Regions from separate parts of the Mus musculus genome. Here regions 1 and 2 are each linked to region 3. Evidence: chromatin loops called from intact Hi-C (ENCODE). Cell type or tissue: left cerebral cortex. All regions are shown on one strand.

Region 1 (8,000 bases), 100 kb before region 3:
ATTTATAATATCCAGAAGCTGGAAAAAACCCAGATGCCCCTCAACAGAGGAATGGATACAAAAAATGTGGTACATTTGCACAATGGAGTACTACTCAGCTATTAAAAAGAATGAATTTATGAAATTCCTAGGCAAATGGTTGGAGCTGGAGGGCATCATCCTGAGTGAGTTAACACAATCACAAAAGAACTCAAATGATATGTACTCACTGATAGGTGGATATTAGCCCAGAAACTTAGTATGCCCGACATATAAGAGACAATTTGTAAAACACATGAAACTGAAGAAGAACGAAGACCAAAGTGTGGACACTTTGCCCCTTCTTAGAATTGGAAACAATCACCCATGGAAGGAGTTACAGATACAAAGTTTGGAGCTGAGACAAAAGGATGGACCATCTAGAGACTGCCATATCCAGGGATCCATCCCATAATTAGCCTCCAAACGCTGACACCATTGCATACACTAGCAATCGTTTGCTGAAAGGACCCTGATATAGCTGTCTCTTGTGAGACTAGGCCGGGGCCTAGCAAACACAGAAGTGGATGCTCACAGTCAGCTAATGGATGGATCCCAGGGCCCCCAAATGGAGGAGCTAGAGAAAGTATCCAAGGAGCTAAAGAGATCTGCAACCCTGTAGGTGCAACAACATTATGAACTAACCAGTACCCCAGAGCTCTTGACTCTAGCTGCATATGTACAAAAGATGTCCTAGTCGGCCATCACTGGAAAGAGAGGCCCATTGGACACGCAAACTTTATATGTCCCAGTACAGGGGAACACCAGGGCCAAAAAGTGGGAATGGGTGGGTAGGGGAGTGGGGGGGAGGGTATGGGGGACTTTTGGGATAGCATTGGAAATGTAATTGAGGAAAATACATGATTAAAAAAAAAAGGATGGACTATCCAGAGACTACCCCACCCAGGGATCCATCCCATAATCAGCCACCAAACCCAGTTACTATTGCATATGCCAACAAGATTTTGATTAAGGAACCCTGATATAGCTGTCTCCTGTGAGGCTATGCCAGTGCCTGGCAAATACAGAAGTGAATGCTCACAGACATCTATAGGATGGAACACAGGGCCCCCAATGGAGGAGCTAGAAAAAGTACCCAAGGAGCTGAAGGGGTCTGCAACCCTATAGGTGGAACAACAATATGAACTAACCAGTACCCCCAGAGCTCGTGTCTCTAGCTGCATATGTATCAGAAGATGGCCTAGTCAGCCATCAGTGGAAAGAGAGGCCCATTGGTCTTGCAAACTTTATATGCCTGAGTACAGGGGAACACTAGGGCCAAGAAGTGGGAGTGGGTAGGTAGGGGAGCAGGGCCAGGAGAGGGCATAGGGAATTTTTGGGATAGCATTTGAAATGTAAATAAAGTAAATATCTAATAAAATAAAAAAATCAAATATTAAAAAACATTTGCCACAGAGATTAGCACATGGCTAGGAACATTTTTGACAATTTGTATTTAAAGAGATCTTGATGTCATAAATAGATACTATTAGAATTGTGCCACCATGGGTGATTTCCTTCCTTATAACCAAGGCTTGTTTGAACTACAGATGTCCAAGGATTATGGGGTAGATTTGCAAATGGTTTGCTGTGGGTAAGAGAGCAATTTCTTGGCAGATTACCTGAGTCAGTTCAGTGCACCCTTCAGTTATTTTGGTGGCCTACTCTGTATAGTGTGTTTTATTCCATCAAAAGAACTATGCTGGAATCTAGAAGCAAAATAGATATAACTATTAATTTCTATGTCCAGAGAAGAGATAGCAACCTGATTATGATCAATAGAAGAGCAGTATCTAATAACCCACAGAGAGTGGATACCACTTTCTCCCACACATAACAGTGAAATGAGATATCAAAAATATAGTGGACGGTTACATCATCTGTATTTTGAAAATAAATATAAGCTTTATGAAAAATAGTCCCTTTTTCTGAATTGATCTTGGATGGCATTTATTGAACTTCATAAAGCTGATAATTACAATGGTTTTTATTGATCACTCACCATGTCTCTATCCTAAGCAAGCCACATTCAGTCTTTTGACAGCCAGATAAACTAGTCTATTATCTCTGTTTATATATAGTATAGCCATGTCTTGGAAATGACTTGTGAGTCACTTAGGGAGCTGTTGGTGACAGACGGGCATTTAAAATCCTAGCCATGCTCATGGTACCAACCCTATATGGCTCTGTGGCTGAGAGTCTGTATTCAACCAACCCAAAGGTGTTGCTCAGACCTGCTTCCTTCTGGGTGAGCTAAGAATTCTCTTCAGCAGCTGTCCTGATAGAGAAGAGCAGCTTCTTAGCTCCAAAGGCTCTGATGCTGAACCCAGCTCCACCAATAATCCAAAGGGAGCTTTCTCCAGTGTCGAGCATCGAATGCCAGGCTTTTGCCAAAGTGTATAGTCCCGCTGCCTGAGGTTTCTTTCTGTGAAACCTGCAATTCTGTACACTTCTGGAGTACGCTATTGCTTCTAAGCATGCTGGATTTTTAAAGCATTTTCTACAAGAAGGGGGTGGAGGGAAGCAAGCTCAGAAAATCCCAGTATTTCTACTGCCTTTGCCAAATTTGACATCTTTGAAAGTAACTGTGAGAAGCACGCACAGTCTCTGCCAACTGCATGATTTAGCAGCTATAAAATCCCTCTGAATCAAACCCATTTTGAAATAAAAAGGAGCCTGCTTGAGAATTTCATTGCACTGTTGGATACCTACTCAAAGATCAATCACCCCTCTTCATTCTGTATTCCTGGTATATTTTTAAGTTTAATCTTTTTTTGCAGCTTACCCATTTAGTTAAGGGTAGAATTTTAAAAGACTAAAGACTGAGCAAGAAAGAGGAGGACATTGAGTGTGAACAAAGAGGTTTTTTAGACTCTGCACAATAGAATCGGAAACGATGGTCTATTTTCTTTTCAGCTCTTTTCCCCAACGGTACAGTACCTAGATTCTCAAAACCTGAGTGTCCTTTCCCCTGAAGGAAAATAGTCTCTCTCTGCGGGCTGCCTAGTTGGATAAAACAGCTGTGTTTCCTACTCCACAGGGAATTTCTTTAGATGAAAGTCTATTTTTTTTAAGTCTGAATATGATTGGGTGAGCAGAAGGCTAAACACATTGCTTATGGTTTGGCCTCCAATGACAACTGAGAGGAAAAAAAATGTGTTCATAAAATGTGGTACAAAAGCAATTAACTATCTCGAAACTGAAATAACATTGTAAATCAAATGCTGGCTATAAGGAAATGCAAAGGTGCGGACAGCAGAGGCTCTCAAGAGAACAAAAATAAAAGTGCTTGAATCTGAGTTCCTGAAGCTCTGCAGTAGGAACAGAGATGCACCTTGAATCTCATTTGGAGTTTATGCGAGTGCTTTAATTATGACATATGCACAGGCTCTTTCTTCACATAACACTCACATACTACATGTTTAAAGGTGGAAACAAGGGAAGAGTACATTTTTTCACAGTGAAGATATTTATAAAGGACCAATACGCATTCACCTATATATTTACTGAGAAAATGTTGTCAGATATGAGCTAAATTCTGCTTGTGAAAATTTCCTTTGTTAAAAAATTGTTATAGCTTTTAACTTTCCATTTCCCGAGTTATTCACCCCTAAAGAATTGTACCTTGAAACCATTAATAGGCTCTACATTTTTATGATTGTATTTTTCTAATTTTAACTGCAAATAGTATCTTATAGGTAGCCCAACTTCATTTCAACAAGATGAGCTGATTTATCAGTGTATTCAAAGGGAAGTGTCATGGAACTTTGGCCAGAAACAGGTTTGAACTTGTACCAGTATAAGACAAGATCATGGTTGTACCGTGTGTTTACTCTGAACAAACCAAGTTGCTGAATTGTGTTCAATGTCTCAGATACAAATTCTATCACATCATAACATCACAGAATGAAACTTCTTGATAAACCACAATAAACTGGAGAGAGAAGAGAGAGGACAGAGATGGGGAAGGGTTAGGCCATGGGAAAATTTAGAAATAATTTAGAAATAGAAATAATTTGAGAGAAAACCATAAATTTAAATGTGGGTTATTAGTGAAGAGATTGTACAGCTTATCATCTAACGTAAGTAAATAATCATGAGACCCCAAAGACCACCATTAATAATTACTTTGAGAGAATATGCAAAAACTGGAATGGATGGCTATACTTACATATTTGCAAAACACACACTCTCTAAGCAACATATGAATAATAGAAGCATACTGAAGGGGGGTCATTTTGAAAACAGCTGTGCCTTGACTCTAATCCTGGTGGCATTCTAGTTACATACTATTCCTGTACCCTTCTTCCTTATCTGAGAAACAAGGACATCTAACTTGGATGAAGTATTTTCAGTGCACCCAAAATCATAGCCTACGCATCACAGTTTCAATCAGCCTTGTATCACTATAACTAAATACTTGACATGGGCTACTTGCATATAAATAGAGGATTGCATTGGCTCATGGTTCTGGATGTTCTAGTCCAAAATCAGTCAGAAACCATTGTTTGTGTCTCTCCTGGGGCCAGTACACCGTGGTGGAAACATGTGGAATGAATGCTCAAAACGAAGCAGTGAGATTAAAGCCAGGATCCTACAGTCTCCTTTAAGGACATTCCCTAAGGGCTTCCCCTACGGTTCCAACTCAAAATGGCCTAGTGCTCCATTTCCCACACTGCCACCTAAGACACAGGGACCACCAGACATACTCATGCAACCCACAGCAAATGCTGAATAGCTTTGCACTAAAGACCAAAGTTCTAGCCTGCTGCACATTTCCTATTTTACACATAAAGCAGAGGATTGAGCGAGGCTATGTTTTGCTCATGGCCATTTAGCTAGAAAGTGATAGAGCTGAAATATAAGCCCTGACAGTCAGTCTTCTGTGTTCATACTCTTACTTGCATTTTTGCCAAAAAAATAAATAAATAAATAAAAACACTTTTGCAGAGATCTCATTAGGACTAAATGATACGCTGGCCACCAAGTGCTTTGCCCATTCCCAAAACACAGTGGAAAGTAAAACTAGTTGTCATGAATGGAATTTTAAATATTACTTTGAAGATTTATTTTTTATTGGTATGTATGTATGTGTGTGTAGGTGCCCTAAAGAGACCAGAAGAGGGAATCCATCTTCCAAGGCTGGAGTTATAGCTGTTTGTAAGACACATGATGTCAGGGCTGGGAGTCATTCTTAAGCACTAAGTCATTACTTCAGTCATCTACAAGCTTAAACTGTACAGGATAATAATCAACAAATCAGAGGTTGAAAATGTAGAAACTATGTATTTCATATTTCTGGCAGTCTGGATCAGAGTAATTCTTGGGTGTATGGTTGGTTGGCTGGTTAGTTGGTTGGTTGGTTGGTTGGTTGGTTGGTTGGTTGGTTGGTTAGTTCTTTGGTTCATTGGTTTGTTGGTTTGGTTTATTTTTCACTTAAGGTCCTCAATAAGTTTTGTTCAAAAGGTACTCCTTTTCAGGAAGTGAAATATTTCCTTAAAATGCATTTGACAAAAGTCAAGATCCATTCAAGTAAATAACTCTCAACCAAGCAGAAACAGGAAAAAAACCTTCCTGACAATTATACAGACCATCAAGAGGAAACCTTTAAGGATGAGTTGTACAAGGATGTCCAGTCCACTGTCATGATCATCCACCTCATCCTGCAGGTCTTTACCAATGCTATCAATCAAGGAAAGAAATACATAATGGAAATATGATGCAATTATTACAACTTCTTGATGGATTGTGCCCTTTACTAACAGGGAGTGTCCATCTTTATCTCTGCTGATTAGCTTTGATTTGAAGTCGGCTTTATCTGATGTAAAGATAGTGGTTACTACTTGTTAATAATTTCTGTTTGGTAGGTAGCTTGACTCCATAGTTTGATATGCAATTTTTAGATGTCTTTGCTAACCAAGTGTTTCTTGGAGACAACAGATGTATGTTTAAACACAGTCTGTATTTTGTTGGTTAAGGTGAAGCCATTTACATTTAATGTGATTATAGAAAGGAAGTTGTTATTTCCTAGGAATTTGTCAGATGGTGTTTTGGATTGCTCAATGATTTTTTTTTTCTTTCTCTCATATTAGTTTTAGGAGTTCTTTTGTTTCCTTGTTAATCTTGGTTAGGCATGGGACTACATACCCACTCCCCTTCTCAGGTCTGGGACCCTTCTAGATTGAAACTGTGCAGGTCTTAGGTGTGGCACAGTCATTGTGAGTTCATATGTGTATTGATCCTGTTGTGCCTAGAAGACACTGTTTCCATCACCCCTGCTTCTTACAATCATGTCCACCTCCCCTTCCACATAGATCTCTGAATCATGAGGGGGAGGGCTTTATGAAGACATCCTATTTCAGACGTAGTGTTCCAAAGTCTCTCATACTCTGAACACTGTCCAGTTGCAGGTCTCTGTGTTAATTCCCATCTACTGCAAGAAGAAGCTTCTCTGATGAGGGGTGAGTGAGGCGCTGATTTATGGGTATAGCAGTATGCCATTAGGAGTCATTCTACTGCTAAGCTCCTCTACCAGATTAGGATTTCCCCTAGTTCCATGACCTATCCAGTCTCAGGTTCTTGGCAAATTTAGCATTGTCGAGTATGGGTTCCTTTCCATGAAGCAAGCCTTTAACTTATTAAAAAGTAATCTTTAAGTCCTATAACAAATGTGCCACAGTTGTACTAGCATATCTTGTAGGCAAGTCACTGTTGTAGGTGAAAGCATTTGTACCTGGCTGCTATTGATAATTACCTTTTTCATCTGGTAGGCTACAGAGTACCTTCCAGAACCACGAATGCCAGTCAAGAGAGATAAAGTTTCTAGTTAGGTACCAGCTTGTCTTCTCCATGTTTGATGATATAAATAGGTGGGGGTTTTACTTTCAGTATCTCTATTTCCTTTCTTAATTTTCTGTTTATATTTTAGACTTTTATGTCATAATTTATTTTTATTCAATTTTGGAAATTATCTTTTAAAGGTCTCAAGTATATTCCCTTTGCTCATGCATCTGTTTGAGTTTTCTATATGGTCATTACTTCTTTTAAAACATAAAACTGAATTCTTTGTCCAATAATTCATTTATCTCTGTGATTTTGAAGTCCACTGTAGAGAAGTTTGGAGTTTGAGAATAAGGTGTGCTTGGTAATCATGTCATATTTGTATGTGTATCATGTTTTCTACATCTGTTGGCATGCATCTATCTTCCAGTTTTAGATTCTCTTTCTTCTGACTCTAATTATTTGTGTTTAAGGGTTTTTTTAAGGGCACTGTCTGGGGTTCTGATATGAAAACTGGAGAAGCTTGGTGTCCATTCCCAGATGACATATCTGCATGTGGGATATCCTTATGCACATGCATACAAGACCAAAAGACTGCACCATATGTCTTCCTCTCCAGCTCTCCACGGTATTTTTGACATTTTTCTTTTATTTTTTGAAATTATACTAAAGTTATATTATTTCTCCCTTCTCTTTTCTCCCTCCAAACCTTCCCATCTACTCTTCACTGTTCTCTTTCAAATTCATGGACCCTTTTTTTTTTCATTGTTGTTACTTGTAAGTCATAAAAATGATCTTCCCCAAGGAAAACCACACCAAGTGTTTATCCAATACCAAATGGACTGTCCTGAGAACATGCATACTAACAACTTTATACTGATTGACCAAGTTATATTTAGGAGTATATATGCATATAAAATTACTTGTTGAGATAGTCTCTTACTGAACCCAAAGGAGTTCTTCAGGAGTGTCTAGCCAGAGACCTCCTAGTATCCACTTGTCTCTGCCCACCAACACTGGGAGACAGGCACATATAGTCACAATCAACATTTTATGTTAGTCCTGGGGATTTGAACTTTTGCTTTCATAGCAAATACTCTTGTCTGCTAGCCATCTTCCCATCCCCAAGTTGCACATTTTCAAGGAGATAACTGTTATCAACTCACATCTCATAAAATAGTAATATAATCAAGTGTTTATTT
Region 2 (8,000 bases), 180 kb after region 3:
TTTAATCGGGCTTGGCAGCCCATACCTGAGGTCAAGCCAGAGCAGACAGATTGCTTGAACTCAAAAGTTTGATATTCATTTGGTCTGGGTCATGTAGTAAACAATACATGTCTAAAGAAAATCAAAGCTAAAGTTCTAGATCACCTTTGTAGTTCTTTTTAACCTCTCCAGAAATTGATATCCTGACAATTTTTAATAATGTTATTTAATTCCTTGAGAATTCCATATAATGTATTTTTAAGAAAAAAAGGGAAAAGCTGGATATCTCGGTTGATGTAGTTGTCACCTCCCAAAACAGACAAAAATGCATACCAAAACACAAAAGAGACTGTGGAGCATCAGCTGTGTCATCATCTTGACTGTTCTTTTTCTAAGAAACCCTTTTGGTTGTCAGAATCAGACAACTGCGGTGAACATTACCACCCGCCTAACTTCAGTACTAGGGTAGTGGACAGCTCCGTGGTGCCTCTCTGGACTCTTGTCTCAAAAGGTGCGAAACACCACAACAAGAGCACATAACACAGAAACGAGGCAGCTCCAAAGCCCCAAGATAGTTGCCATCCTTGTCAGGACAAAAGTCTATGTCTAAATGTCTCAGCTTCCCTGTATGCCAAGGGGACATACCTTTTCCTGCCACACAGTCTTCCTTTGCTTTCTATTGCTGTGGTAAACCATCGTGGCCAGCAATTTGATGGGAAGAAAGGTTACTTTATTTTATAGCTAATAGACCATTGTGAAGGGAAGTCAGTGTAGAAATCAAGGCATGGATCTGCAGGCATAGAGAAACACTGAGTACTGGTTTAGTCTCAATGACCTTCTTATGCCACCCAGGTACACCTGCTGCCCAGTGGTGACACTCGCACAGTGGGCTGGATGCTCTCATAACAATCATTAATCAAAAGGTGCCTCCACAGACTTACCTACAAGCCAATCTTCTTAATTGTGCTTCTCTCTTACCAGATGACCTGAGTTTGTATCAAGTTGACAAAATAAATAAATAAATAAACCTAACCAGCACATATGCTAAGCTCAAACCCAAGGCCTTTCACATCTTCATCAAGTGACCTATCAATAGGATACATCTCCAGCACATTGAGACAATTCTAAGCAGTAAGTAACTCAGCAATAGCTGCTCTCTCTCTCTCGCTTGCTCTCGCTCTCTCACTCTCTCGCTCCCTCTCCCTCTCTCCCTCTCTCCTCTCCTTCTCCCTCACTCAGTCACTCCATCCCTCCATCTCTCCCTCTCCTTATTCTCACACTTACATTTTCTATAGTCACCTCCAAAATAAACCCGCTATGTCTTAGTTTAGTCTGCTATAATATAAAAGACAGTGGCATTTACCCTCTCAACTGCAGAGTCTAGAAGTCTGAGGCAAGTGTTGTTTGGTTCTTGTCAACCCTCTTTTTGGTCTATTTACAGCTCCCCTCACCCCCAGGTATGTACTCCAGGACAAAAAAAAAAAAAAAAAAAAAACAGAAAAGAGCTCTTGCTCCTTCCTCCTTCTATAAAAGTATGAATTTTATGAACCACAGTTTCGTGGTCTAATCTAACTTTAGTTGCCTCACAAATAGTCCACCTCTAAATAACATTTCATTTAGTCCATGGCACCCAAACTCAAGTCTTTGACTCAGGGTCAAGTTTAAGTAGTAGAGAATATGTGCTGCTTGTATGTGGTCTAAGACTCATAATTATAAATGCCTAGGCTAAAGAGCCTAAGAGTCTAGGCTAAAGTTGCTTCTGGTAAAGTGATGCATCTCTCACTTGTTGCTAGTTAGTTACTGAAACCTAGAAGCCAAGTTAAACTGGCCATGGATACTATACCATATAAAACAAAACTGTAACGATGATCCTTGATGCTTGGATAAACTGTTAGTACACAAAACTATGACAGACCCTGAGACAAGGTCAGTAAATACTCCCACCTGCCCACCTGCCCACCTGCACACCTGCACACCTGCACACCTGCCCACATGCCCACCTGCACACCTGCACACCTGCCCACCTGCTCACCTGCCCACCTGCACACCTGCACACCTGCACACTTGCCCACCTGTAAAACTAACCTGCAAACTCTTGGCTTTGAAGACCCAGGTCCCTAGAAACATGAAGGACTCAATTCATCCATCAGGAACTGCCTCCTTTCAGCCTGAGGGTTTTTGTTTTTCTGGTTTTTTGGGGTTTTTTTTCACAGCCTGACAGGGAAGTTATTATGGTGGCCTGAGTTCTACCAAGGACATGTGATGTATGTGTCTGCTGCAAAGTTGTAGCACACAAGAAAAACCTTCACAAAGTTAGCCTATCTTAGGACAACTCCAGATATCTTGTTTCTGGGACAAGGGCATTCATTGTCTTCTGCTTTCACTAATGTCTCCATACAGTATACATTGCGTTAGGCAACTCGACTCCACTGGTTAAAGGCCTTTTCGGCTTGAAACTGTTTTTCATAGAATAATATAATAAGTGTGAGTCCCACATTTATTGCTAAATATATGACCTTGCTCAGTCAAAACTCAGAATCTGCTTCTGTAAAATGCCAACAACATAAAACTTACATCGTAGGTCATTGGAAGAATTGCAACCAAAAAAAAAAAAAATCCCTGAAATGTGTATAGTACTGTCCCTGGACGAAATGCACTTCTACATGTTAAATGTTATTGAAATCATGTCCAATAATAGCAACTGAACAATGCAAAAACACAAAGAGTTGAACTTAGAACTTAGGGACACTTTAGGAAAAATATAAGGGTTTTTTTTGTTTTCATTCTAACCATTTCATTCTTGAATGATTTAATATTCATTAAAATTCTCTTATAACATGATAAATGTTTATTTAAAAACAAAAATAACGAATATATCTATTTATAAGATCATAACCTAAAAGGGGAAATATCTATGAATATATGGGTATAGTAAATATCTATGAATATATGGATATAGTCATGCCCCACATTTATTGAGTCCTGGCTTTGTATGAGATGTGCAAAGGGTTACAGTGTTGAGCAAGACTCAGTCTCCAGTGAGAGCAACAGCTAGCTAAAGAGCCAGTAAGAGCCCTGTAATAGAATGAAGGTACTATGTCCAAGGTAATAAGAGACGTTCTTACAAGGAATAGCCAGCTCCACTCAGAGGTGTTGGAGTGTGATAGGTGAAGCTTCAAAGTTATAACTGTAGAACTGGAAAGTGAAGAAGAAAGAGTAGTTAGCAACTTAACCCATGGGGAAAGGGGATCTGGAGCAGAGCATATACAGCAGAGAACCGTGGGAGAACATGGCATCTTCTAGGAATGCCGAACAGTGGAGAATGGAATGAGGAGAACTAGAACAAAACAACTCTCACACGTGATAGTTTGTAGTTGCTTTTTAATGACCATCATGGAGTTATCATCAAACCTATGGAATATTGATATCACATATGGTGAAAATATGTGTCCGCCTTTATATGTGTAAAACTAAAGCCAGAAGTAGAAAGTCCCAACTCCAGATGTGGTGCCCTGCTCTCCATAACAGCAGCTTGTACTTATGCACCGTCTGGGAAACCATTAAGAATCAACCTTGCTGAGCTTCACGCCATCACTTATGGTCAGAAGCTCTGAAGACATGGGGTAAAAATGTGTGTCTAGATGCTCTGCAGCTGGCCCTGAGTCACACTGGAGTATGCCATTCGGGACTGTACGGGAAAGGAGAAGAAAACAAAGGAGCGTTTCTCTGACATAACAGTTTGAAAGCTTACTAGGAACGCAATCATTTACCTTGAAGTACTCTGAAAATCTTGCAAAGATGTTTAGTTAGTTTGCCAGGCAATTCGGTGGGAGGACTTTAGAAAGCACACAGGCAAGAGTGGTCAGAAAATACATTTTTCTCCAATCCATTTAAGTGCTAGCTACGTGGAAATCCAAGAAGAGAAAGTTTCCAGTACTCCTTCTAGAGTTGACTGACTTAAAATAATTAAGTAAACTCAAGTCTTTTCTTGTACTTCTCTTTCCCCTGAGATGTGTTCTCACTGGACAGCTCAGATTGGCCTTGAAGTTATGATTCTCCTGCCTCAGCCTTCCAAGTCCTAGAATTACATGTATCACAACCAGCCAAGTAAATTCATTTTTACCATTACAACATATTAGAGTTCAGGCAGAAGTTTATTAACCTGTTTTTACTACCACTCACTTCTGTGTTCTCTTCAATTACTATGTGCCATATATTTAATAAAATATCAGTAAAGGGCTGATTGTTGTAATGCATACTTATAATCTCAGTGATCAGGAGCCTGAAGCAGAAGGGTCATAAATTCAAGGACAACCTGGGCTACACAGTAAATTTCTATCACTACCTTCTACAGTATATAGTAAGACCCTATCCCAAAAATGCCAAAAGTGACAACTGAATAGACAACCTAATTAATGAAAAGAATATATTAATATTTGAGTATACATAAAAAGTGCATAAGATATATTTTGAAAATCAAGCAGACTTTATATGACTGAATATATAACATTTGAAAAAGTGCAGTCTGAACACTGTGGTTTATCACATCGATTTTTCTGAAATTAAAATCATTCTGCATCCAATCCACCTGCCCTCTGTATTGCTGACATCAACCACTGAGGTGATGAAGAAAAATCTGCCTTGTGCTAGCTAGTATCTGGCAAACTAACACAAGTTAATTTGTCAATTAAACTATCAGTGTAATAGGGGATGTTACAAACTAACATTAGCAGGTTAAGAGAGGGGAACTGTATTATTCATAAAGAAAAACACAAGTCCACCACAGAAATTCAGACATCACTTAAAAGATGAACAGTGGGAAAATAAGTTAAAGACAGGGTCTGAGTGACCTCTAGCGTCAGGAAGGAGAATATAAGAAAGAACGTTGCCCATGGTGCAGAATCTTTTGGAAAATCCTATTATAGATATAATGTGCATTTTATATATGATTTCATTGCAACATCGTTTTTATTTCAACCTGTTGAAAAGCCACCTAAGGAAAAAAGATCGACAAAGAAATAGCCTGTGGGATTCTACATTTCACCTGTCACGGAAGTACTACTCCGACTTACAGAGTTAAAATGTCTTCAGTAGCGCACACACAAAAGTTTGAGATCTCAGCCTTACTATCCAGACATCTTCAAGGAAAAAGAATGCCTGGTATTAAATGTTAAATAACAGTAGGTTTCCCAATTGGTATTGAGAAAAGGTCAAGGGGATGCAGAGAGGCAATAAAGCCGTTCCAATTTTAGTAGCATGGAGAGAGAGAGAGAGAGTGCTTACATTCAGGGCTTCACCTTCTAATGTATGCATTGATTTTTCTAAAAGCTCAGGTCTGATCACCTTCAATCAAGGTTCTTCAACCCCGCACCCCAGTTGCTTACCAAATTGAGAACACATTCTTAGGTGGGTCATTATGGGCTTCTGTGAAATGACCCCTGATCTTCATCTCCTGGGAGGAAAACGTTGCAATATGATATCCCAACATGTGCTGTTTGTGCACGTGCAGACCTCCCGCATCCCAGCATCTTCTTTACTGCAGTTTCGGAAGCCTCTGTGGGAGGACAGCCCCAAGCCTGGGGAGAATGGGGGCATATTTCTGATAATCTGATTTTATGCCTTATTTCTAACATCAAATAGATGTGGAGCATTATAATCATCAATCAGCCTAACTTAATGCTATATGGATCATGTGTGCCCTGGGTGTATTACCACAGCCACCTCTTCATGGCAGAAAGAATGGTAGAACAAAATAAAGCCAAAAGCCACTGCTGCTTCTCATCAATGTCGGGCTGGATCTTGGGCAAGACCATCCACTCTTCCTGTCCCAGTCTCCTCGCTGTAAAGCAAGCCCCTCAATAAACAGCTTTATTACACCAATAGGAAGATTCAAGTCAGAGGACATATGAAAGGTGCCCAGGGTTCCCTATGCATACGGAAGAGCCTCTTCCCACCCCCAATGCCTTCATGTCCTCTGGCTGTGGTGTCTGCTTTTCCAATCCCTGCTTCTCCTGTTTGTTGTCAGCCAAAGAATCAAAAAGATGTCATTCACACAGCAAAAGCCTGATGACAAAGAGCCACCCGATAATCACACTCGGTTTCACATATGGTTTTGATCTTGTATGCTTTCTGCTCTGACTTACAGCATGGCCAGTCAGCTTTCTAAGCTCAGCCAATGAGCAAAAGTATGCTAAATCATAGCCTTGGCTCAGGGTGGAGAGTTAAAACAAAGCTTTATTTATTAGGTGGTCCCGCCTATATGAGGCATCCAGGATGATAAAAAGCTCAAAGAAATACGGTTAAATGGGGGTTTCCAGGGACAATACACAAAGGGGAGTGTTTAATGGGAACAGATTTACGAAAATGAGTTACAGATTTGCAAAAAACAGAAGTTCCAGAGACGGATTGCCCAACAGAGAGAGGATAATTTAACACTACTGAACTGTATGCTTAAAAATACCTACGATGAAAAAAGAAAATAAAGGCAATAAAAATAATAAAATACCTAAGAGGATAAGTTTTCTGCTATATCTGTTTCACCACAAGTAATGGTTGTTTAGTAGCTTAGTGGTTCAGCACTTGCCTCACAGGCACAAGGTCCAGGGTTCAACACCTAGCGGGAGCACACACACACACACACATAGAGAGAGACAGACAGACAGACAGACACACAGACAGACAGAAACACAGAGAGATAGAGAGGCAGAGAAAAGAGGGAGGGAGGGAAGGAGGGAAGAAGAGAGAAAGAGAGAGTTAGAAGAATGTCTTATAGTGGTCTATGAAATAATCCGTCCCATTTAAGTCCCACACATCCTATGTCGTTTTGAGTTTATGTTAAGGGTAAGAAAAAGTAGTTTTTGTCCCCTTTGAACATACCTAACACAAAAAAAGATGTATTGAACCTGCTAGAAACAAAGGGACGAAGAGAGTGGAACATCCATCTTTTGCCCAGAGTAACAGGGACAGGACTGGGGATAACTCTTAACAACAGTCAGGGTTCAGGGTCAGGGTTCACACAATTACTTAAATGATGCCTCGAACAGTTACAAGCAGTTCCTGAAACCCTCCCCTCCAATAGAAACAAAGGGTCCATTTCAAGGCCAATTGCAGACTTTACCCCTTCCTGGTGAGCAGGCAGGAAGAAGGTGAAAAAATTAAAAGTCCACACTGCTCCTTTCTCCTAGTGTTCACCTGACTCAGAAATGGATGGAAACTTTGTAGTCTCCTGCAGAAGGGCACTGCAGGAACAACAGCATTGTATCCACTAACCATTGTCTTGCTCCTACTCAGTGTCCCCTGGGACACTGTCTCTGAAATGTCTTCATCTTCGTCATCGTCCTTGGGTTTTGGTGGGGTTGGAGGGAGTTGTTAGAGGAGGTCGGATTAGCTTCTTTTAACTTTTTATTGATGGATAACACACAGAAGAGTGCACAAGCCGTAACTGCACACATTGATGGAGCTCTGCCAGCTGAGTACCTCCGCATAACCAGTGCCTTATCAACGCAGCACTGCTCTGTCCCAGCGCTCAAGCCCCTCTGTGAGTCTGTCAGATTTCCCTGACGAGGGCAACTAAAACACAGCTGTGATTACTCCTCCCATCACACATTTCTTTGTCTATCTTTTTTGTAACTTTATATAAATGAAATAAGGAGCTTCAAATTCATGAGATCCCTTGTAAGTTGCTCATGCACACACACACACACACACATACACCTTGCTATGAAGTGAATCTGCTATGTAAACATGAATTGTCCCTTTGACTGTTCCTCCAATTCTCCAGTTCTGTGCTATTATCCTGCCATACTTGGGATTCCTGTCAAGTTTTTGTGCCTTAGGTGTCCAGTAACATCTTAGGACTTTTCTAACAACGCACCTAGAAGGTCCTTGCCTGAAATCTCCAGATCTCATATTTTAGTTCCAAACACAACCCCATGTGAGAATTGGGAGAATCATGTTTTCCTGAAGACGATATGACCGTCCATGCTCAAAGACACTATTGTATCATTGCCTTAGAGGCTGTT
Region 3 (8,000 bases):
TATACAAACACAAATTTCTTACCTGGGTTTGTATTAGTAATGCATGGAACTAAATCTGCATTATAGAAATACAAAATACAGTGGCAACAGAGTGTACCTGTAAGATACTATTTGCCTTTTTTATACCAAGCCATATCCAGGGCCAAAGGGACAGAGTTTGACATTATAGTCTGACCATTGCAGTTTAGTCAGTCATTTGAGATTGTGACAGGCAGAAGGTAAATGTCCTATGGTCAATGTGATATGGACTGTTTATTAATAAATAAGAACAAAATCTAATGAGCCATGCTTCCATTAGCTAGATCACATTCTAAGAACCCTTGTTACTCTTTATTAGGGCTTCTCTGCGTGAGACATCATCGGCTTTCCTAAAAGACAGTCATCATCATCCCTTGTATGTCTAAAATTGAAGCCACAAAATTTGATGCAGAGAGATTCCAAGGGCATCTGCGTGCAAAGATCCATCCAATTATAAATCCATGTCAAGGTCCATGCGTGTGCGCATGCATGTATGCTAGCGTGTTTGTAGTGTTGAAGGGAGGACATGAGTCACTGGAAAGTATGTATGTTAATAGAGCAGAGGGCCTGTGAGAGAAAGGTGTTACTTCTTACATTTTCCAGGAATGTTCACTCAAAGATGTTTAGGGAAAGTTCAAATTTTTTTTCCAAATTCTCAAAGTATCTTTATATTAAATATGGCTAATTGTATTTATTGCAAACATGGTTTAACAGTAATCCTCATATTATGTTTACAGAACATTAGGAAAAAAACATCATTTGAAGGAAATGCTTTTTTGCTTTTTATTTTAATTAATTTACTTTTTTACACTCCATATTATATCCCCCTACCCCAATCCACCCTCCAACTGTTCCACATGCCACACCTCCTCCCCACTCCCCTACCTCCACGTGGATGTCCCCATCCCCCACCCCACCTGACCTCCAAACTCCCTGGGGCCTCCAGTCTCTTGAGGGTTATGTGCATCATCTCTGAATGAACACAGACATGGCAGTCATCTACTGTATGTGTGTTAGGGGCCTCATATCAGCTTGTGTATGCTGTCTGTTTGGTGGTCCAGTGTATGAGAGATCTCAGGGGTCCAGATTAATTGAGGCTGCTGGTCCTCCTACAGGGTTGCCCTTCTCCTTGGTGTCTTTCAACCTTCCTTAATTCAACAACAGGGTTCAGCTGCTTCTGCCCATTGGTTGGGTGCAAATATTGCAGGGAAAGTTCAACTTTTAAAGATAATAATCTCCGTTTTAGACTTCACACAAAAACCTAACCATTAAGGTAAGAAATCGCAGATCAAAGGTAATCATCATAACCTAGAGAGCAGAGAAAAGTTATTTTTTTTCTCAGGTAAGATGCAAGAAACTTACTACCAGCGTGTTGTTATCAGACGCCTGCTCATTTCCATCACAGAGAGGAAGTGCAAGGCATCAGCCTTCCACAATATTTGGGTGCAATGTTATTTTCTCTGTCCCCAGAGCCAACACTTCCGTAATTATTTGATATATAAAAAAAAATTATCAAAAGCATTGGTGCACATCAGTGAGAACTTTCAACCACCTTGAAAATGACTTTTAGAATATTTCATTAGCAGACTGTCTCTCAGAGCCTGAGTTGACATTCATGTTTCTTCATACCAGTCTTTCATCCATAAAACCCTTTGTTCTCCTGAACAGTTTCCAGACAATGTAGGCAATCACAAAAAAAGCATCCACCCCAGCATTTGATCAGCCTTATTCAAATCTCATCTATTAATACTTTTGTGAGATCTTTCTAAGAATTTTATTTCCTTTCTTTCAATACCATCATATTATTTCTTTTTTAAAAAAAATGCTAAATTTAATGAAATGGAAGCCTGATATTTTGTAGGAAATAAGCACAGCTCGTGGGGAAAAAAATCCATCCACTATTATCACTTTCGATAAAGTATATGAGAAAGTAACCATTGTGTTGGGTTTGAAGATTTAATTTTAAATACATAAGATTGAATGTCTAGCCCTCAGAATATTATGGGAGGCAGCCTTTACTTAAACAGCATCTCCCACACACCCAAAAGTAACATATTCAAAATAAAATAATTTGAGTAGCCAAAAACATAAGTATGAATGTTTTAATAAAAAGCAAAGCATTAAATGAGCTGGTTAGGATTACAAAGTCTTCCTAGACCCCTTACAACATGAAGGATCGCTGTGATTAATATCTGCAAAATCAAGAATCATACCACTTCAGCTCTTCCAGGAGTTATGCAAAAACGGATACTTTAGTCAATCTACTGTAAGCATGACACTAGAGCTGCTCCTAAAGAACTGAACTGTTGCTGAGTCTTGGCATGGGAGAGGCCATATTTTATGAAGCACGCATACTCCAGAAGCAGGAAAAGCTGCTTTTGATTCACAGCTATGCCTACTAACCCGATTTTAGTCATTTAAATGATTTGGAAAAAGAGTGCATTCGTTACTTATCCTATCGATGTAATAAATGCCCTGACAAAAACAAGTTAAGGGAGAAAGGGGCTATCTTGGGCTCACAGCCCAAGGGCACAGCCCACCCTAGCAGTGAAATCCTAGCACAGGGGCTGGAGGCATTGACTCTGCAGTCAGGACCCAAGCCCAAGGAATGGCGCCGCCCACCTTTAGGATTTGTCTTCCTACCACAATGAGCTTAATCTAGATGCTTCCTCTGCAGCAGTACCAAGGCTATCCTCATCTAGATAATCTCTCACAAGTGTGATCAGAGACTTTGTATCATAGTCAAGTCCAGAGCCTGTTAATAGGTTAATATTGACAATCAATATTAAGCATCACAGACAGTTAACACAAGCCAGGAAAATCAAGAAATACTAAGCTCAATTTGATTTAATAACTCTGAGGTGTTGTTGGGTTTTGGGGGTTTGTACCATATGCATACAGGTGCCCAAGAAGGCCAAAAGGGGTGTCAAATCCACTGGAATTACAAACAGTTTGTAAGATGCTAGCTGATATAGGTGCTGGGAACAGAACCCAGGTCAAAAGCAACAATGTTCTTAAGTGCTGAGTCAACTCTCCAGCCCTCTTTTATTTTAAATGGATTAATTTCTTCTCTATGTGCTTCTGTCTGTAGAGAGGGGAGTTGCAAAACCCACCCTGGACTTGCCAGGCCACATCTTTGAGATTCTAATTTCACCTTCTTCTGAGAACCTTGAATTTCTAGGTTTACTGATTTGTCATCCAGATTAATTTACTAGTATGGGACTTCATATTTGTGTTTTGTTAGTAAACAAAAATTTATTTCAAGTAATATAATGTCACAGAGAGATAGACACTGTCAAAAAAATCAAAGGGTTGGAAAATAGTACTGAATGGAGCTGGAGAAACGGCCCAAGAGCTAGGAGCTTTGCAGCTCCTCCAGATGGCCCTGGTTTGATACTCAACACCTGCTTGGAGGCTCACACCGGGCTGTAACGCCAATATCACGGTATCTGGTGCCCTCTTCTGGCCATTATAAGTACTGCATGCATGCGGTGCACTGACATACAAGGGAGCCAAACATCCATGCGATGCAAAAATGAAATGAAAATAAATAAGGCTAAGAATATTTCTTAAACAAGAGAAATATATTTAGCATAATCATAAATTCAACAGAATGTTTTAATATCAAATTGGAGACAGAATACCCGCCCGTTTGTAATCCAGCACACGTGAGACAGGCAGAAGGATCACTGCAAGCTTGCTACAAGGTAGCACTGTCTCAGACACAAAAAAAGTAACATCGAGATGGAAATAAAATCAGTTCCTCACTGTCTCTCATTTTTGGCAGTTTCCCCAATGTTTGCTCCCACCATGAAGTGCTGCCTGCCCCAAAATGAGGAGCCTACCTACCCATCATAGCCTGAAACCTCCAAATGAGTGACTCAAAACAAGCTTGCTATCTTTGTAACTTACTCTCCCTGGTACTTATTGTAGGGATAGGAAGCTGGGTAAACACCAATTCCTGCTTTCACACGGGAAACATAGACACATGGGCGAACAGTCACAATTCCCAGTGTAGAAATTGTCTATGCGTTTCACGGACTATAGAGGAGAACCCACATTCTCTTACACGCTGGTCCTCATTTGTGCCTGTTACTTGGATCTATCTTTGTCATCCCCAGCACTCTGGAAAATTACATAGCGCTCTTAGGAAATCAGGAAACTATTCTGAGCCTGTGGTTTTCTATAGCTCACCATGGAACCGTGAAGGGCAGCTGCCAGCTTGACTCATACATACCACCCAAAATGTACTCCCAGACACTCCTCCAGACTCTCTGTTTCACGGTAGCCCCCACCTAGCCTTGTTTCACTTTCTGCAACCCACCCTCAAAGTCACTGCTGCCTCGGAAGCTGTCCGGTGATCTTTCGTGGTAATCTCCAGCAGCCAATTGGGTTTGGCAGTCTCTGTGCTCACCCTCTTCCGACCCACTCCCGAGTCTCCTCCAAGATGCCCCGTTTGTAGATCCCAATCTAAACGAATCATATCAGCTTACTACCTTGTTTCCAACTGGGGTTAGTCAAAGCAGAGCAGAGTCCTTTCATGCAAAGAGAGAGCTTTTCATTGAGGAAAAAATATAGAACGAAATCCTGTCATTTTTCTGTCTATGCCCTGGATGAGTCTAAAGGACATTAAGTGAAATAAACAGGTGCAGAAAAATAGTTGCCATACTGATATACGCAAAGGGAGATAGTTCATCTCAGAGGATGGTGGCTACAGAGACTGGGGAGGAAAGGGCAGGGCGAGGTGGAGAGGGATGGTTAACAGGTACGGGGTTGGAGAAGCTACTAATGTGTGGCAACACAGCAGGGTAACTCTAGTTAATAATTACTAGCTAAGATTTTTAAATAACAGGTGTTTGAGGTAAGGATTTGTCAGTTTCCCTGATATGATCCTTATGCATCATAAGCATGCATTGAAATATCACACTATACCTCAAATGCATGTACAGTTACTGTGCCGATTGAAAATTTAGATTTTAAAAATAGAGTCCCTCAGCTGGTCTCCACAAAGCTTCCTCGTGCTGCGTTCTGTAACTGCTCCTCTTCCAACTCTTGCCACTGGTAGCCAGCCTCATCGCCACCCTCCTCTATCCGAGGCTTTTAAAAAGCACCGTGTCGTGGAGTCCCCTCGGCCTGCCTACACTTTGGCTAAGTCTCTTTATTCAGTAAGACTCCTCACCTCAAACCACCCCCATTTGAGGTGGCAATCTGTTTCCTGCCAGCAGCCTGCCAAGCTGGAGTCCTTATCGGATTTGCTTGCTCGCCAACATTTGATACCAGCGTCGGCCGCCTTCTTATCTCTAGCGACCTGCTTCGTCTCCCTAATGAGTCTGCCTCAGAGTGGTCAGGAAAAGATGACAACACGAGTCTTCAAGTGGCCTCCCTCAGAAACTCGTGATCAGAGTAAAAAACGTGTGCTTTCCCCTACACAATACCTGAGTGCCGCCCACACACGGTCTGAGTGGACTTGTGCGATCTCCCACACGCTGATGAGCGTCACTGGTAAGTACTCTCCACTCTGAGATTCTCTGTAGAGAACCCGCACATCTTCAGCACCTCAGTCTTCTCAACTCAACACAGGGCCTTGGCTGCCCGTCGGCTTTCTTCTCCCATACAGTGTCCAGCATGCTCTCTCAAAGCAGTAAACACGGGCCACCAAAGGATTGATTTGTTTCCTGTCTCTCTTTTTATTTCTTTTTTTTATTATTAGATGTTTTCCTTATTTAAATTTCAAACGTTATCTCCTTTCCTGGTTTCCCTTCCGAAACCCCCTATCTCATCCCGCCCCCCCATCCCTGCTCACCAACCCACCCATTCCCGATTCCCTGTCCTGGCATTCCCCAACACTGGACATGGAGCCTTCTCAGGACCAAGGGCCTCTCCTCCCATTGATGTCCAACAATGCTATCCTCTGCTACATATCCAACTGGAGCCATAGGTCCCTCCATGTGTACTCTTTGGTTGGTGGTATAGTCCCTGGAAACTCTGGGGGTACTGGTTAGTTCATATTGTTCCTCCTTTGGGGCTGCAAACCCCTTCAGCTCCTTGGGTCCTTTCTCTAGCTCTTCCATTGGGGACCCTTTGTTCAGTCCATTGGTTGACTATGAGCATCTCCCTCTGTATTTGTCAGGCATGGGCAGAGCCTCTCAGGAGACAGCTATATCAGGCTTCTGTCACCAAGCTTTTGTTGGCATCCACAATAGTGTCTGGGTTTGTTACTGTATGTGGGATGGATCCCCAGCTGGGGCAGTCTCTTGATGGTCTGTGCTTCAGTCTCTGCTCCAAACTCTATCTCTGTATCTCCTCGCATAAATATTTTGTTCCTCCTTCTAAGAAGGAACTTCCTTCTTCTTGGGCTTCATTTGGTCTGTGAATTGTATCTTGGGAATTCTGGGTTCTGAGCTAATACCCACTTATCAGTGAATGCATATCATGTGTGTTCTTTTGGAATTGGGTTACCTCACTCAGGATGATATTTTCTACTCCCATCCATTTGCCTATGAATTTCATGAATTCATTGTTTTTAGTAGCTGTGTAGTATTCCATTGTATAAATGTACCATTTCTCTGTTGAGGGACATTTCTCTGTTGGGTTCTTTCCAGCTTCTTGCTATTATAAATAAGGCTGCTATGAACACAGTAGAGCATATACCCTTGTTATATGTTGGAGCATCTTTTGGGTATATGCTCAGGAGTGGTTTAGCTGGGTCCTCCAGTAGTACTATGTCCAATTTTCTGAGGAACCACCAAACTGATTTCCAGAGTTGTATCAGCATGCAATCCCACCACCAGTGGAGGAGTGTTCCTCTTCCTCCACATCCTTGCCAGCATCTGCTGTCACATGAGTTCTTGATCTTAATCATTCTGACTGGAGTGAGGTGGAATCTCAGGGTTGTTTTGATTTGCATTTTCCTGATGACTAAGGATGTTGAACATTTCTTTAGGTGCTTCTCAGCCATTCCTTTGTTGAGAATTCTTTGTTTAGCTCTGTACCCCATTTTTAATAGGGTTATTTGGTTCTCTGGAGTCTAACTTCTTGGGTTCTTTGTATGTATTGGATATTAGCCCTCTAGTGGGCTAATATAGTGCTGGTAAAGATCTTTTCCCAATCTGTCCGCTGCCTTTTTGTCCTATTGACAGTGTCCTTTGCCTTACAGAAGCTTTGTAATTGTATGAGGTCCCATTTGTCAATTCTTGATCTTAAAGCATAAGCTGTTCGTGTTCTGTTCAGGAAATTTTCCCCTGTGCCCATGTGCTTGAGGCTCTTCCCCACTTTCTTTTTTGTTTGTTTGTTTGTTTGTTTGTTTGTTTGGTTTGTTTTGTTTTTTGAGACAGGGTTTTTCTGTAAAGCCCTGGCTGTCCTGGAACTCACATTGGAGACCAGGCTAGCCTCGAACTCAGAAATCAGCCTACCTCTGCCTCTGCCTCTGCCTCTGCCTCTGCCTCTGCCTCTGCCTCTGCCTCTGCCTCTGCCTCTGCCTCTGCCTCTGCCTCTGCCTCTGCCTCTGCCTCTGCCTCTGCCTCTGCCTCTGCCTCTGCCTCTGCCTCTGCCTCTGCCTCTGCCTCTGCCTCTGCCTCCCGAGTGCTGGGATTAAAGGCTTGTGCCACCATGCCTGGCTCCCCACTTTCTTTTCTATTAGTTTCAGGATATCTGGTTTTATGTGGAGTTCCTTGATTCACTTGGGCTTGAGCTTTGTACAAGGAGATACTAATGGATCAATTTGCATTCTTCTGCATGCTAACGGCCAGTTGAACCAACACCATTTGTTGAAAATGCTGTCGTTTTATTCTATTGGATGGTTTTAGCTCTTTTGTCAAAGATCAAGTGACTATAGGTGTGTGAGTTCATTACTGGGTCTTCAATTATATTCCATTGATCTACCTGTCTGTCACTGTACAAGTACCATGAAGTTTTTATCACAATTGCTCTGTAGTACAGCTTGATGTCAGGGATGCTGATTCCCCCAGAAGTCCTTTTATTGT

What was found. A loop is a pair of places that touch in the nucleus more often than their neighbours do. Peaks named below come from ENCODE experiments on the same cell type or tissue, not always from the same donor. Only the 100,000 strongest peaks of a DNase experiment are listed, where the experiment ranks them.
Region 1: a loop joins it to region 3, with 2.5 times the contacts of the local background. A loop is called at or near these places in 2 of 42 quality-filtered maps.
Region 2: it touches region 3 in a loop (4-fold over the local background); 7 of 42 quality-filtered maps call a loop at or near these places.

What each region holds. Positions count from the first base shown.
Region 1 is chr8:96,251,071-96,259,070 of GRCm38, reverse strand. No RefSeq gene overlaps it. Among named protein-coding and RNA genes, the nearest start is that of Gm32005, 54 kb to the left of the region's middle. In left cerebral cortex, no CTCF peak of the experiment used is centred here; DNase peaks (open chromatin) are centred at 2,584 and 3,024.
Region 2 is chr8:95,971,906-95,979,905 of GRCm38, reverse strand. No RefSeq gene overlaps it. Among named protein-coding and RNA genes, the nearest start is that of Gm31892, 31 kb to the left of the region's middle. In left cerebral cortex, a CTCF peak has its summit at 4,835; a DNase peak (open chromatin) is centred at 4,824.
Region 3 is chr8:96,148,530-96,156,529 of GRCm38, reverse strand. No RefSeq gene overlaps it. Among named protein-coding and RNA genes, the nearest start is that of Gm31892, 150 kb to the right of the region's middle. In left cerebral cortex, a CTCF peak has its summit at 3,487 (motif pointing left); DNase peaks (open chromatin) are centred at 3,853, 4,228, 5,259, 6,211 and 1 more place; H3K4me3 peaks cover 1,406 bases; H3K27ac peaks cover 1,762 bases.